Regions from separate parts of the Homo sapiens genome. Here region 2 is linked to region 1. A link is an interaction called in ENCODE POLR2A ChIA-PET data of the cell type or tissue named here. Cell type or tissue: A673. All regions are shown on one strand. Region 1 overlaps DPF2 (double PHD fingers 2). Region 2 overlaps FRMD8 (FERM domain containing 8).

Region 1 (2,500 bases):
TTAGCGGCCACTTCCAAAAGAGTCTAACTCCTCAGGCCCAGCTACCAAAATAAGGGTGTCTCTTTGCTCTTCTTGGCAGGGTAAGGGTGTGGGCAGTGCCCGTAAGAAGCTGGATGCTTCCATCCTGGAGGACCGGGATAAGCCCTATGCCTGTGACAGTGAGTGCCTCACAAGTGGGTGGGTAGACCTTGCCTTGGACCCAGCTCCTGCTCTGGATATGAGAGGAGGGAGGGTTGTGTTTTTGCCCAGAGTATTAAAACAAACCTGGGCTCTTGTCCTGCCTGCTGACTGCTTCCGTCTGAGACCCCTGGGAGGCCTGGGTCCCTGCTATATGACGGGTGGGACCTGCATGCTCTGGGAAAGATTTCTGCCATCCTCTGGGGTAGGGTTGCTTGTGGGGGCCACAGCAGGCAGGGTTGGCCTCTCAACAGATGGCCTGCAGGTCTCCTGGCCTCAGTTAAGCCAGGGCCCCAGGGGTCTGACACTGAGTTTTTCAACGTCTGTTCTCTTTTTCTTTCTGTCTGCCTTGCCCCACTTCTGTCCCTCCACCCTGGGAGCACCATCGCCGCTGGGGTTTCTCTCTCGTTTGCTCTGCTTTCCTGCTGCTGCTGCTCCTGTCTCAAGTGTATCAAGGCCTTCTTCTCATGACTTTTCTTTCTGTCTTTCAGATAGTTTCAAACAAAAGCATACCTCGAAAGCGCCCCAGAGAGGTAGCTCTCTCAACTTTTCAGACTTGTGGTTTTCCTTTCCCTTTTTCCCTCTTCCCTTGTTCCTCCTGCCTTTCTCATTTCCTGGGATGCTAGCTTTAAAATCTCTGGAATGGCATGGGGGTAGGAGCAGTGGAATTTCTGCTGTGCTCTACTCCTCAAAGTCCTGAAGGCTGCCTTTACCACTGCTTGTTTCCCACAAACCTGCTCCTAGAGCTGCTCGGCCCAGTGCATGGGGTGGCTTCAGAAGCATTATCAGGAGCCCATTACAATCAGACCCTTCCGCTCCCTCCCCAGACCAGGCAGCTGGTGGTCAGCTCATGTTCCCCACTGCCCCACCACCTCCTCCTGCCATCCTCTCTCCCCACTCCTTTCCTGCTGGCCCCCTTGCCCTTCTTGGTATTACTTCTCAAGATGACAAAATGCCTCATGGGGATCTGCTTTCCTTGCTGATTGGCAGGCCTGGACAGGGCAATTACATGGGAGTGTGCTTGAATTTCTTTGGGGACCAACTGCCCAACTGGCTTCATTGATAGGCTATCCCCAAGAAACCCATCCCCTGCTTGTTTACCCACATTCAGGGGAGATGGGCTCCATGGTGTGTGGGGTAGCATGAGCCTCCCACATTTACTGAGGGGTAAAAAAGTTTGGAGTCTTATCCACTTTTCCCCCTTCCTGCCACCCCAAAGATATAGGAATATCCTTCCCTTTCCTGACCTGGAGCGTCCCAGACTGTTAGTATATCCCAGAGCAACTAACTGGTGATGGGGCAAGGGCTAAGCCCCCCAAAAGTCAACATGGAAGAGCAGTGGTGGCCATGGGGTTGGAGTTCAGGAGGGAAAAGAGCCCCAGAAGCTAGAGAGCCCCACGGCCTGATGCTCCTGGCTGAGGGGAAGTGGCCGTCACTCAAGGCCTGTCCCAGAGTGGAGCTGCTAGGGGAAGGGATGGTTGCCCTCTGCCTCAGGTGGAGCCCCCACAGCTTGCAGGGATGGGGACATGGCACTCTTGTATCCTAACACCTTTCTCTGCAATCTTCTTCCCACTCAGTTTGTGGAAAACGTTACAAGAACCGACCAGGCCTCAGTTACCACTATGCCCACTCCCACTTGGCTGAGGAGGAGGGCGAGGACAAGGAAGACTCTCAACCACCCACTCCTGTTTCCCAGAGGTCTGAGGAGCAGAAATGTAAGCTGAGGTGTCAGAAGTGGTGGGCAAGCAGAAGTTGGCCTGGTTATGAAAACCACTCCTTGCATGGGTGTTGAGTGGCTCAGGGACCCCCATGGGTGTCATCAAAACTCTTTCTCTCTGTAGCCAAAAAGGGTCCTGATGGATTGGCCTTGCCCAACAACTACTGTGACTTCTGCCTGGGGGACTCAAAGATTAACAAGAAGACGGGACAACCCGAGGAGCTGGTGTCCTGTTCTGACTGTGGCCGCTCAGGTACTGCTTCCCGTGAAGGCTGCTGCTTTGCCCAGTCCCCAAGGGGCTCTTGGCTTGCTGGCCTCTAGGGCTGTCATAACCAGCCCACCTCGCTTTTCCTAACCAAGAGAAGATGTAGCCACAGGCAGGAGCTCCTCTCTTCCCCCCGCATTTCCGACTGTCTGTCTCACTCACTTCCCCCACTACAGGGCATCCATCTTGCCTCCAATTTACCCCCGTGATGATGGCGGCAGTGAAGACATACCGCTGGCAGTGCATCGAGTGCAAATGTTGCAATATCTGCGGCACCTCCGAGAATGACGTGTGTATCCCCGCCCCCTCCTCAGCATGGCTCCTTCTGGGCTTTTACTGCT
Region 2 (2,500 bases), 56 kb after region 1:
GTTTCTCCCTTCCCTGGGGCGGGTTTCAGTCACCCAAACAGCAGAAGTTCCTCAGAGCCCAGGTTGGGGCCTCGAGCAGCCTCCCTCAGCATTTCTGGTGCTGGCCGGAGGCTGACCCCAGTCCCCTCCCCAGGTGTGCCTTCTTCCACGGTGAGGTTGACAAGCCGGCCCAAGGCTTTTTGCACCGGGGTGGGCGCAAGCCAGTTTCTGTGGCCATCAGTCTGGAAGGCGTGCACGTCATCGATAGCAGAGAGAAGGTACTGCCCCCAGCTCCTCCAGGGTGGAGAGGATGGGAGGGGGCTCCTGACTCAGGTCTTCCTGGTTCCTCTGGGCCTGTGGGGGCCTGGGGGCAAGGTGGATGGACTGTCTGGGAGGGACCCTGCCTCCGTTGGATGTCCTCGTAGCCCCTGAGGGTGATCCTGGGTCCTCTTGCCCAACATGCTAGGCTGTGGGGTGGCCGGGGCAGGGGAGGCCGCAGCTGGGACTTCACTGCTGAGTGGAGGGAGGGCAGCAGGGCCCGCTGCTCTGCCTGGCTGATGGCTGGAGAACAGCCTGATGCTCCAGAAGACCCCGCGACGGGAGCCCTCTTGGGCTGACCGTGTCCTCTTCTTTCTGCGTTTGGTGGCCAGCCCTGGGTAGAGAGCCGCGTCAGCAGCCAGCCCTGTGGGGCAGATTACCTGTCCCTGGACAGAAATTTGCTCCTAAGCCAGCAGAAGAGTTTTGGCTGGCTTCTGGTTGTCCCGGAAGAAGGACCCCAGCCCCTGCTGCCATCTGTGTCCTGGGAGGCAGGGCCCAGCTCAGCCTCATGCTAGATGCCACGCCCGACCTCATAGAAGAGACTCCGCTTCCCCACCTGCCTCCTCCCCCACGTGCCTCCCCCGCTGTCAGGGGCTTGGCCTGCTGGTGGGACTGTTGTGGGAGAGGGGATCTCAGCTTCCCTGGACCACAGCCCCTGGCAGGCTCTGATGAAAGCTGAGGCTCTCTCCTTACAGAAACACATGAACAAATGTAGACTCAGCCTTGGAGAGGCACACACCCTGGCCAGGTGTCTGAGTGGGATGGGGTGGGGAGCAGACCTCTGCCCAGGGGTCAAGCCTGGCTCTGTGTCTCCTGCTGGCCAGCATGTCCTGCTGGGCCTGCGCTTCCAGGAGCTGTCGTGGGACCACACCTCCCCCGAGGAGGAGGAGCCCATCTTGTGGCTGGAGTTCGACGGGGACAGCGAGGGCACACCTGTCAACAAGCTCCTCAAGATCTACTCCAAGCAGGTAGCGCGGGTGGTGCCTGCACACGGGTGGGGAGGCTGGGCCCAGGTGCCCTGGGTCCCAGACAATTAGAGGCACCAGGCTGGCGGGCAAGGAGGTGAGAAGCTGCCTTGGGCCTGAGGATGAAAGCGGCCTGGGCACAAGGGGTGCCTTGAGTCCTGCTGACCCAGAGCTGCCCTGGGAGGTCAGGAGGCCTGGTCTGCAGACTCCACGCCGGTGGTGGTGGCAGCTGTGGGGTTCGGGCAGCTGTTTGTTGAGGGCTTGCTGAGTGCTTTGAGACCAGCCTGCACCCTCCCCTCCTGTCCCCAAGACCAGTGCTGTTGTGACCCTATTCACAGTCACCTGCGGTGGGCGTGGAAACGTTGGGCCTCTCCAAGCCTGTGTTTGATTTTCCCCTTCATTCGTCGTGTTTTACTCAGCACCGAGCACCTCTTCTACCCCAGCCTCCCTCCCCAGCCTCCCTCCCCAGCCTCCCTCCCCTGCCTCCCTCCCCTGCCTCCCTCCCCTGCTTCCCTCCCCAGCCTCCCTCCCCTGCCCCTCCCTCTCCCACTTGGGTCACATCAGACGCCCCTCCCTCCCACAGGGCCCTTTCAGGACTGTTCCCACCCCTTCCTCCTTTCATCTCGGGTCTCTCTGGATCCTTCATTCCACACCTCTCCGGCTTCCTTTTGGTGCCCTTCACCCCTCCCTTGGCAGCCAGACCCCACCCCTGCGCCTCCCATGCTGGGGGCTGCTTCTAGCCCCATCGGCCTCTGCTTTGCCACAGGAGGGCCCCCTCCCCCTTCTCAGCTTAACTACATGCTCCTGGAAGCTTCTTTCCGCCCCCACCAGCCACCTCCTCCCCCAGCTTCCCCTGCTGCTCCCCATTTTCCTGGCCCCCCTCGAGGGCACTCCTCTCCCTGCCTCATGGCTTTGAACTCCAAGATATTCTCACCTTTATGTTCAAAGTTCACAATTTTCTTTTTTTTTTTTTTTTTTTGAGACGGAGACTGGTTTATGCTTTTTGTTTCCTAAGAAATTTTGCCTAACCCAAGACCACAAAGATTTTCTCATGTTTTCTTGTAGAAGTTGTATAAATTTAAGCCTCCCAGCCATCCCAAAGTCAATATTTTACATCAGGTGTGATATACAGGTCAATGTTCATGTTCGTGTTTACAGATTCTCAATTGTTTCGGTGTCGTTTGTTGAAAAGACATTGAATTGGCCGGGCATGGTGGATCACGCCTGTAATCCCAGCA

Evidence for each region. ChIA-PET counts read pairs that join two places held together with the same protein. Peaks named below come from ENCODE experiments on the same cell type or tissue, not always from the same donor. Only the 100,000 strongest peaks of a DNase experiment are listed, where the experiment ranks them.
Region 2: POLR2A ChIA-PET joins it to region 1 with 18 read pairs; 18 of 35 experiments call an interaction of 5 or more read pairs at or near these places.

Annotation. Positions count from the first base shown.
Region 1 is chr11:65,343,912-65,346,411 of GRCh38, forward strand. DPF2 (double PHD fingers 2) reads left to right here. Exons shown (of 11, transcript NM_006268.5): 6 at 80-158; 7 at 1,755-1,892; 8 at 2,019-2,147; 9 at 2,336-2,448. Among named protein-coding and RNA genes, the nearest start is that of TIGD3, 9.6 kb to the right of the region's middle. In A673, no CTCF peak of the experiment used is centred here; no DNase peak of the experiment used is centred here.
Region 2 is chr11:65,399,603-65,402,102 of GRCh38, forward strand. FRMD8 (FERM domain containing 8) reads left to right here. Exons shown (of 11, transcript NM_031904.5): 8 at 134-257; 9 at 1,122-1,265. Among named protein-coding and RNA genes, the nearest start is that of FRMD8, 14 kb to the left of the region's middle. RefSeq lists an enhancer at 732-1,617. In A673, no CTCF peak of the experiment used is centred here; no DNase peak of the experiment used is centred here; H3K27ac peaks cover 1,392 bases.